Regions from separate parts of the Homo sapiens genome. Here region 1 is linked to region 2. Evidence: chromatin loops called from intact Hi-C (ENCODE). Cell type or tissue: PC-3. All regions are shown on one strand. Links, peaks and the distances in the headings refer to the core of each region. The heading gives the core; the rest is flanking DNA.

Region 1 (5,383 bases), core at 180-5,179, 63 kb after region 2:
ATTTTGTCTGTGAAATGTCATTGAATAAAATTGCATAATGCTACTTTTCTAATACATGGATTTTCTGAGATTAAATCTGCTGCATGAGCTAATATGGGAATCCTGTAGGGAGTTAGGGCACATCTTGTGCATTTGCTATTTTAAACAACTTTAGATAGGTAGATATAAAAGTAGGAACCAAATATCTTTTATCTACAAGAAATAGCTTTTTATGTGAAACAAACCTATAAAGCAATTTATGTCTTTTAATGCTTTGTGTATAAATAAGGCTAAAATTTTGAGCCAAAAATTGTAAAAATGTTACTGCTAGCATGAAATAAGGCAGCTTTTGACATTGCGTTTTGGATTCGGAGTGAACTCCTGCAACTCTCTTTTCATCGTGTTGTTATACGTTGTCATCATGCACATAGGTGATGATGATTTATCAAATGTAGGTTGGAAAATCACAAACAGTCATCTGCAAAGTCAAAACATTAGTTAGAAACTGCACAGCTTAGTTTTCAGTATGTGTATATTTGAAAAGGGAAAACACTCAGAATATGCTAGCTAAGGAAGAATAAATTTGGATGAGGAGGGAGGAAGGAAACATCTCCCCCGCACCCTGCGTCTTCATCACTTATCCTACATACGCTCCTTCTGTTTCAGATCTCCCCCGCGCCCTGCATCTTCATCACTTACCCTACATACACTCCTTCTGTTTCACATCTACCCTGCGCCCTGCGTCTTCATCACTTATCCTACATACACTCCTTCTGTTTCAGATCTCCCCTGCGCCCTGCATCTTCATCACTTACCCTACATACACTCCTTCTGTTTCACATCTACCCTGCGCCCTGTGTCCTTATCACTTACCCTATATACACTCCTTCTGTTTCAGTTAGTTTGTTGCTTTGCTTCTAAACTATAGTTTTGATTGTGAATTATTTAATAAAATTAGTCCTAAACAGCTTCATGGAATCACCTGACCTCTAGAACGTACTTAAATGCCATTTGCTTTAATGTAGCAAAATCATGCAGAAAAGAGCAAGATATGGAAGGCCTTCCTTTTAAATCCCTTGTCCTAGCAATGCAGAAAAATGTTTCCTCTTTGTGTTCACTGAATTTTCTTATTTACATAGTTAGATCTGAAAGCGTTTAAGAAAACAGATTCCTTCATTCCAACTACAATAATAGCATTTTCTGAAAAATTTCTCCTGGCAGAGAAATATTTCTAGCAAATCTGTCAATACACCAAAAAATATTATATAGTCAGGAGCTATTAAAAACTAACACAATGAGTTTTCCTGACCTACGATGATTTCTCCACAATTGTTTTTACCATGACACGACGAGACTTTCTTCTTTCCCTTTTACAGCGTTAAAATGCTGTGCTTCAGGAAATCAGCCGTTGGCATGCAGCATTAAATAAAATCCATGATCATGTTTTTTAAACAAAAAAAACCCTTAAACACATGAATGACCACGCAAGTGACTAATTATATGAGTTGTTGTGAGTAAGAACTTCAGAACAAGCAAATGTTACAGTGTATTTGTGCTTAAACAATGTTTTGTCATGCCTGTCAAAACTAGGTATGATTCTTTTACTAGTTGCCAAGTGTTTTCCTTACATTGACCTTGAAGTTGCTATGTCAGAGGAAAAAACAAAAAATAAATATGACTGTTTACCTTCTTTAAATGACCTGATTGACTGTTATATCTAATGGACCTCTGAGCTATTAAACTATATAGAAGTATGTAGGAACCGGCTTCCCTAAAAACTGTTTTCTTAGCCATTGTTAAGTGGAAGGAAGAAAAACAGACGTGACTACAATACATCTGAGGCAAGAGATAAATTTTATAGGACTAGGTCAGTGATATTTTCCAAATGCTAAAACATAAATAGCCTTTGAAATTCAGGAAAACATTTAAGCATTCTGTTTTTATTACTGTCTCTTCCTACCCTCTTCCTTTCCTCTGAGAGAGTCACTCTTGCTCGCTCTCTCCCCCTCCTCTCTGTCTCTTTCTCTCCCCTCACCTCCTTCATTCCCTGCCTCTCTTCCTCTTTCTCCATCTCACTCCCTCATTCTTTTTATTTATTTTTTCTTTACTCTTCTCTTTACTCTCTTCTCTTTACTCTCTTCCTTATTCATGGGCAAGATGTTTTAAAGCTCCAGAAATAAAGTTGAAATTCCCTAGTACCTAGATATAGCCCCATTAGGAATTAGATATTTAGATAAAGAAGGAAATAGCAGGTTGTCTCCAAATGGATCTGTGCAACTGAAACAGGTTTTTCTTGTCACTGCTGCGTCGTATCTGTCTGATGTGTTTTACACTCCCCTCTCTGTCTAGACAGAAGTCAGCTTGCATCACAAATCTTTTCAGACTGTTTTGTGAATTAATAGCTAGTCAGCTTACTTAAGACCAACATCCGTTTGTCATAGTACCTTCTCTGGCCTTCTTTGAAATTCTGACTTTGTACTGATAGACTCCTTCAAAGACTAGTCTGGGGGTGGGGGACACAGAAGACTCATTTGACAGCTGTTAATACTCAGTCTCTTACTCACTCAGCTGTCTGGAAACAGCCACAAACTGTGTTGAGTTACTTCTATAGCACTGTCTAATAGCGTGCAAAATTAAAAACACAAAAACGCGTCTTACTGGTTGTGGAATTATACATATAAAAGTATATTGCCTCCTGCTTTCAATTTTAATTTCTGCTCACCAGTGTGACCCATGCTAGATCTTGTACGGTAGAGTCTAGGCTTTGATTCTCTGATTCAAAATATAAAGTAAGTTACACTTAGTTAAATGTACTAAGGTGCTGTTGTAGGAGGGCAATGATAGGGATGTTTCTTGAGATCCCAGTAGATTGTATGCAGTAAAAACTTAATGCATGTTCTAGGTTAGGACGGTGGGTTGAACAAAAGTAGGCCATATGAAACTTATAGTTCACCAAGAGTGTGACAGGATGCCCTGGGGTGCCACACCACGCTGACAGGGATGCTGTAATATATTTGAAATTTTTTTATGCAAACACATTCAAACTTGACATTTGACAGATATGACACAATGACTGGCTTGAACTAGTTCAGAATTTCAACATTAGATCACCCTCCATTCTTTTCTATGACATAATCTCTTTGTGAAACTGAGTTTTTGATGAGTGTGTGATAAAAAGTAAGTACCTCATGAAAATCCATGTAAAACATGAAATGAGGCTGGCTCATCCAATCTGATTCCAAGAGAGGTGGTACAGTGCCCAGCAGATGCACACAGCCATTAGTAAGAAATAGTGGTTATTTAAGAATAAAATAATAGTATTTTTCTTTCAATTTATATGTATTTTTAAACACTAAATTGTTTAGGCATAAACACTTATTAAGTTCTTTGGAAATAACTACATAACAAACATAACTATTAGTTATGTCTTTTGGCTTAGGAGCACCATTTAAAAAGTATTGAGAAACTTAGAGTCCCATGAACCAAGAAAGTTTGTTTTACTCTCTAGAGGAGGAGTGTCCAATCTTTTGAATTCCCTGGGCCACACTGGAAGAAGAATTACCTGGGGTCACATATAAAATACACTAACACTAATCATAGCTTTTGAGCTTAAAAAAAAAATCTCATAATGTTTTAGGAAAGTTTATGAATTTATGTTGGGCCACATTCAAAGCTGTCCTGGGCCACATGTGGCTCAGAGGCCACGGGTTGGACAAGCTTGCTCTAGAGGGAGAGGGGGAAGACTCAAGACACATTTGAGTACACAGCAAAAAGAAAATTGAGTGGGTTTTGAAATTCTTAATGCCAAATGTGCCTATTTCCAGTCCTCTTCCAGGACTCACATTCCAGCCTGCTGGCCTATGAACTTTACCTCTCTCAGCAGAGACTGAAGGACTCTTCTCTGGGCAATTTAAACATCCCGAGAGAAAAAATAAATCCAAAGATAATGATTTGGGAGTTTCTCTTATAAAGATGCCACTTAGATTGTGCTATAGGGAAGGCCAAAGTGGATAAGTTCCTCTCTTATACTCAGAGCTTAATAAACTCCCATCCCTGTCAGACAAGCAGAGAGAAAAGGCATCTGGAGAAAACCTCTAGCATGAATGATATAGAAAAAAACAAGTGACCTTCCTAAAAGGGAACTTTGAGAAAATGGGTTTGCAAAGAGAGGAAAATGTAAAACAAAAACAAACAAACAAAATCTCTCTTAAAGGATCCAAGGAAATCATTCCACCCAAGAAATAAAAATGAAAAGCTAGAAAAAAAAAAGAGAGGGGAGGACACTTGTAAAACAGAGTTCTTGAAATGAAAAGTTCATAGCAGAAATAAAACGAGCAGATGTCCCACAAAGTACAGCAAAATGACGAAGAAGGGATGTAAGAGAGAAAAGGCAACAAAGTTAGAGATGCATAGCTGAATAACTGGGATTCCAGAAGGAGAGAAGAAAGAAGCGGCGAGAGACAGGATTATCAATGAAATAATTTTTTTAAAGTTCCCCAAACTGAAAGTTATCAATTGCCAGATGGAAAAATCCACTGATTGCACAACATATGGAATAAACCCAGACCCAGGCACGTCATCATGAAATTCAGAATTTCCAGGACAAGGAGATCATGTTATAAGTGTCCTGGGAGAAAACATCAGGTTATATATACAAACTAGCAAGATGCAAATAGCTTAGGCCTTCTCAGCAGTCACACTAGACACAACGAGACAATGAAGCAAGAACTTCAAAATTGTGAAAAAAGTTACCTACAACTTGGAATTCTGCCCCTAGGCAAAACTTCACATGGAAATCTAGCAAAGATATTTTCAGACTTGTAAGATCCCCCAAATTTTCCTCTGGAACCCGACAGTGTGCTCCACCACAGCAAGAGAATTAATCCAGAAAGGACAAGATGTAGAGGTGGGGTACAGGAAGCAGGAGATCACATAGAAGCAAGAGGCAAAGGGCATCCCCAGGAGGGTGACAGCTGTGCATCAGGAATGAAGGGCAAGTTCAGATTGAAGCCTCGTGTCTCGAGGGACAAATGCAATGAGGCTTTCATCATTAGGAGGTTCATTGCCTCTGGTCCAGCCCGTCTTTTATTTGGATGACAGAATGGCAGGGCGGTAAGCCTGACCCAGAAATCTCATGTCTACTTGGGCTGTCCTGCTCTCCCCTCCATGGACTGTCACCTGGATCAGCTGGGAACACTCATCTTACCCCCACAGAAGCGTTCTGCTTTGGTCAGTCCTGACATCTAGAAGTCGGCCATGTTGAGTTTAATTAACCCATCTATGCCTGAGGTTGCAATTTTTTGAATTTTTGCAATCAGACCTTGACGATGACCTTGAGCAGTAGGATATAAGTAACTCCCAAATGCTTAGCATTCCAATAATGGAACACTAGGCATAAATGGGT
Region 2 (5,383 bases), core at 282-5,281:
CGTGCCCGGCCCTGCCTATAGTATTTTTAAGAAATAAAGAAAAAGTGTAAGAATGTATTTAGGCCAAAAGAAACCTGGAAGTCTACAGAGAAAACTATTATCAGTGGTTACCTGGAGGGAGATGTATGGACTGGGCATATGGGGAAGAGTGGTAGAAAGGAGACTGTGGTGCATGTACTTTTATATAAATTATGTAAATGTATTACTTATTCAAAACATTAAATTAACAAAAGAAAAATAAAAGCTGATGTCAGCTCCCAAAGATTGTAATTCAGTAGTTCTGAGCAGGGCTCAGGGGAATCTGCATTTTCAACAAGCTCCCCCACCCTCCCATCCCTTCCTGGGTGGGGTAGATCACCCTCAAAAATCACTGTCACCACTACCTCTCCTGACCCCAAAACGCCACAAACCGCGTAACGTTGGGATAGTTCTCATTTGGAGCACAAGCAAATGGGCAGGCACATCACAGAAACTAATGGCAGAGTTTTCAGTAACATTTGACACCACTAACAGCTGCCACCCAAAAGGCAGCCTCCTTGTGTGGAAGAACAGCAGAAATTTCATCTACCCTTCAGTTTCATCCCCACAAGCAAGCAGGACCAGTAAAAGGAGTGTCCTCTCTGTCTAAGACATTTATATATGTTGGGTGTTTAGACTAAATTTCAGACTTCTAAACATTCACAGGTTTAGCGAAAGTAGTTGGAGGGGCTTCTTCAGATTTCTGCGCTCATGGTGATCATATACTGAAACCCTCCAAATTTTTCCTTCCTCTTTCGCCCAGGCATTTTAATTAATACAATGTCCTTCCTAATTCACAGAGGAAAGATCTTTCTAAGAACCCTTGCTGGAGATGAGAAAGGTGGTAAGGATCTGAAATGTGTCTTAGCAAGACTCACCCAACAGGGCCACCCTGCTTCATTGTGATGCCTTTCAGATAAACGAAGTATTCGGCTCTTGTTATTCAATGACCCTAATAAAACTTTACAACTGAAGTGTAGAGGAAAAAAATAAATAAAAAGATCTAATGACATACAAGAAGGGACTGAACCTGTCAACCCCAGAATATTTTCAGTCTGAAAAGCAACCTCATCCTTATTAACTTTACATTGATTCCCAAAGAGCGGAAAATTTAATAAGGAAGAAAAAATTCAATATTTCATGACTCACCACTTCCTCGGGATAATAAATACGAACTAAAGATATATACACTGAACGCTTTTAACATTTTATTTTCACTTCAAAAAATACTGTTTGCACTATCTCTACTATTGACCTCTCAAGATGATTCTATTTCCGGAACGCATTTTTTGATATGGTTTCTAATTCAAAAATCTGTCACATCTTTGATATTTCATAGGCTCCATTAAAATTAATAGCTTCATGGGTCCCTCATGAGTTTCTTCCTTAAATTTTCAAACGGTTTGTGGTCTGTTTCTCAGACTGGCCAATGACAAGCAGTTCTGGGACTGGAAGATGGAAGTAGTGAAATAATCTTTAAAAATGTGTAAAAATTAAGCACTGTCTGCCAGGGGCTTTAGAGTTGGCAAATAGCTAGGTCTTTATTAAACGGTTGGTTTTGTTTCTCCTGTTGTTTCTTCCTGATATCCGTCTGTGTGGTAACTGAGTCACTATGACATAATACCGCAGAGAAAGACTGCAGGACAACCAGACGTACACATGTTCATCCCTCAATGAGTCGCAACCTTGGGTCTGTTCCCTAGACATTGGTGGAAAGACTTGATTAATGGCAGACTTGTTCAACATAAAAAAGAACAAAGACCAGATTTATTCTTGGCATTCCCTTTCCTAGGGGCTTACTTGTAATGGGGTAATTAATTTATGGCTTTGCAGTAAGGCGGCATCAGAGGAGCAATTTAACTCACAAGAGGTAACGCAGATGGAGAGTACAACTGAAAGATACCTTGTGTGGAAGGGTACAGAAGGAACCTCAAGCTGGACGTTGATTTCTTTTATCAGTAATACAAATTCACTACTAGCTGCTTCTTGGATTTCCCCCCTTGAGAGCTGCAACGTTTCCTAAATGAACAGAGGTCTTTAGGGAATGCCTCAAACCACAGCTGAATGGGGAGTGGCTTTAGAAATCGCCGGTGGAACTTGCCTGTTACCTTCTTACAATTCCCCCCGCCCCTGGGCAACGCAAAAGCCGTCCTAAGTGCGATAAGAGCATGGAGTGAAGGGAGTTATTTCTGGAGTTTAGCAGCATTCCTCCCCAGGACACACCCTCTCCCCCTCCCCAGCAGCCCGGCACTCCGACACACTCCGCGCACACGCGCCCCTCGGCGAGACGCGGCGCATTCGCGCGCTGGAGACCGGCGGCCTCTCACCGAGCCTGAGTCGTGGCCGCTGCGCCGCCAGGAGGCTTCCCGGGAGCCGGCGGGGCCCAGGACCTCTCGAGCGCAGCAGGCAAGGGGCCGGCCTTTTGGCAGCGCGGCTGCCAGTTAATTTTCTCCGTTGCATTCTGCAAACGAGATCGCATTCAGAGCCCAGAAGTTGCAAGCTGGGAATAAGCGAGATCTGAAAGACCCCCAAGAGGAGCTTGTTTGGGAGTGGGGGCAGACGGCGTTTTGCGCCCAACTGGTAAGTGGCAGCATTAAATCTATGCAGACATGGAGGAAATAAAGCTTTGCAGCCTTTCCAGGCAGTGGCATGCAAGTACTCGTGCGAAGAGTACTGTTTGGGGTGTTTAGTTGTAGTGGACTCAGAATACCGTGTTCCGCCACGGTTTTCCTAATCCCTTCTTCGGACTCCTCTTTGGGGGTTGGCGGGGGCGGGTCCTGCTTCGCGGGACTTTTCTGTTGTTGGAGTTAGGGTGGGGGAGGGGAGAAAGGCGTGAGGTTGAATAATCTCTCCTACCCACCTCACCCTTTTTTTTTTCCATTAAAAAAAATGATACTTTTAGAGAAGCTTCTCTTTCATGTGTTTAACTTGCCTGCTGCGATTTGAGCCCAATGAGTTTGTATTTTCTCTAATTACTTTGTAATCGGCTCCATCCTCGGTTGAAATAGAAGGAAACTTTCACAAAGCAATCAATTTCTGACAGCCTAAGAGCTGCTCAGTTGCTGAATGAGGTCTAGCTGGAAACACTTTGTTTCTCACAAGGTTTTGGTGATTTTTCCCATGAGAAATCTGGGCGTTTTCACACCTGTTGCTTTTCAGTTGCCTCAAAATTGTTTGCTTGTTTGTTTGTTTTCTTGGGTTTCACTTGATTGCAGTTCTTTGTCTAACCAAATCCAATGCTACTTTCCCGGTTCTCCTCTCCCTTTGGACGGGGTCCCTGTTGTTAGCATTCAGTTGGCGGTGGTTCTTAGGGAACAAGTGGCAGGCAGAATACAATAGGGAAGAATGCATTCCTGATGACTCCTCTACCATGGAAAGACTGAAAAACTGACATTCTCCATTAGTTTTTATGGAAAGCATTGCTGACGCTTATAAATATTCAATTTTGGTGAGTTCCTGAAATTATTTAATCCAGAAGTAACCAGCATGACTTTTACAGAGAGAGTTCCCCTAATCTATTTGCATTACAAGCATAGAGACCCTGGCACCTGAACACCCCCAGAATGCTGAAGTCACCTTTCACTTCACTGGCAGGTAGGCTACTGACAAGGAAAGGGGTGATGGAATGTTAGGAGAGGGGCAGCGGGGAAGACCCCCTGAGAAGGGGGCTGTCCTCCAAGGGACCAGCATGATTTCAGCTTTCTGATGATTAAGAAAATCATCAGGATATTGGAGTGTAATTTAACATCCTAGTAGGTTAAGTTGAATTCCTGTCCACATGATGAAAAAGACTTTCTATCAGCCCTTCTCACACTTCCAAGTGGAGCTCAATGGAATGCTTGTTTATTTCTGTTGCCGATAAATCCATGGGAAATCTCTGCTGAACCCAGCAATTTTAAAAAAGCAAGTTCCAGCTTATAATTGCCCGTATAATGGCAAACAGGTTATTTTCAGTAACCTAAGACTCTTACATTTCCCCCCGCGGTTGTTATAGGGGTTACATGAAGATGTTATGAGCATGCATTTGAGCTTACCCACCCCCAACTGAAATGGAAAGTTATCCTTGGGTGTCTGATGGAAAAGATTGTTGCCAGATACCTTAGGAGGCTATAAAATAACATGTTTCTGAAAAGATCATAACTAGTAGACATGAGTGTCTATAGCTACTATATAATTTTTCATTGTTCCTTTAGGAAAGAGACCTACTTTGATCACTACAGTGTTTACATTTGTTGTTTATTTGTTGTATGGTTTTTCTGAGTCTTTTTTCTTTTCTTTTTGCTATTGAAAATCTCCCTTCATTTAAATGAAATCACAGACTAGAAATAGCAATGATTGCTCTCTAGGGCTAAAATTAGAAACTACAAGAGACTTTTTAGACACATCCCTCTTGTCTCATGGAAGGTTCTGCCGAGTTTTCTTTAAAACTCCCACTTAAGCAATTATTGTAAGATGATGTTTACTCTGTAAAATAGCATTTTTATTTGGACAATTTTTTTCCATCAAGCTTTAATCATACTTTGCCAATGCATATTGAACTTTGTTTCTCTGAGGTGCCTAAAGGGACATCCAATACATTTACCATCCCTTCAAAGTCTGTATACTTAGCTCTTTGAACAGTTTCTTAAAAAAATAATAATAATAAATAAACAAAAGCTCCAATGGCACTTGCAAGAGACAAGACTGGGTCCTGTGATGTGATGGCAGATGGCAGTTGCATGAGCTTTGTTTATGCTCAGAACAAGCTCGGTGTCTCTTAAATTAATCATGAATTGAATAATTGATTTCTCACACCTTGGGCTGCATTTAATCTTCAGCTGTACATTTAAAGATAGGTTATGATTGAGGTCTTGTTCACTTGGACGTCCTTTCAAAGCCTATCAAGTGATTTTACAGTTGGGTCATTTCTAATCGTAACACATATTATAAAATGTAATGACATAAACTTCGAGCTTTCCTGGCTTTTCAATTTCCAAGATGGGCTTCAGTGACCTTCCCATTTGTTGGTCAGCCCCAAAGATGGTGGGGCTAATGGATACAGTGGTTTTTCTGTAAATGTAATTAAACGTGCCTCTGCCAGCTGCCTGTGGTATTTGTGAATGTTTTCGTAAGAAAAGCTGTTCTTCGACTTTATCTGCCCACTGTGGTTTGTGGCATGTTGTGCTATTCTGCAGCCTTGCAGTTTTTTTCCTGAATGATTGGGCTATGATGTCATGTGCTATCTCAGCGCAGAACCTTTTCAAAGCTTTGCTGGGGTCTGTGTGCCTGAGCGAGGGGAGTGGAGGCTCCCTCAGAGCGCACTTGGTAGCGACTCCCCGTCTACTCCAGCACATTCCATCGCCTGGAGACCAAAGCCACCAAATGA

The links. Hi-C counts contacts between places; a loop is a spot of excess contacts. Peaks named below come from ENCODE experiments on the same cell type or tissue, not always from the same donor. Only the 100,000 strongest peaks of a DNase experiment are listed, where the experiment ranks them.
Region 1: it touches region 2 in a loop (2.1-fold over the local background); 10 of 110 quality-filtered maps call a loop at or near these places.

Annotation. Positions count from the first base shown.
Region 1 is chr4:168,692,450-168,697,832 of GRCh38, forward strand. The region is part of intron 8 of PALLD (palladin, cytoskeletal associated protein); the gene reads left to right. Among named protein-coding and RNA genes, the nearest start is that of PALLD-AS1, 47 kb to the left of the region's middle. In PC-3, for the core only: no CTCF peak of the experiment used is centred there; a DNase peak (open chromatin) is centred at 2,352; H3K27ac peaks cover 2,049 bases.
Region 2 is chr4:168,629,303-168,634,685 of GRCh38, forward strand. The region is part of intron 2 of PALLD (palladin, cytoskeletal associated protein); the gene reads left to right. Among named protein-coding and RNA genes, the nearest start is that of PALLD-AS1, 17 kb to the right of the region's middle. In PC-3, for the core only: CTCF peaks have their summits at 2,378 and 2,577; DNase peaks (open chromatin) are centred at 1,649, 2,179 and 5,159; H3K4me3 peaks cover 4,746 bases; H3K27ac peaks cover 4,951 bases.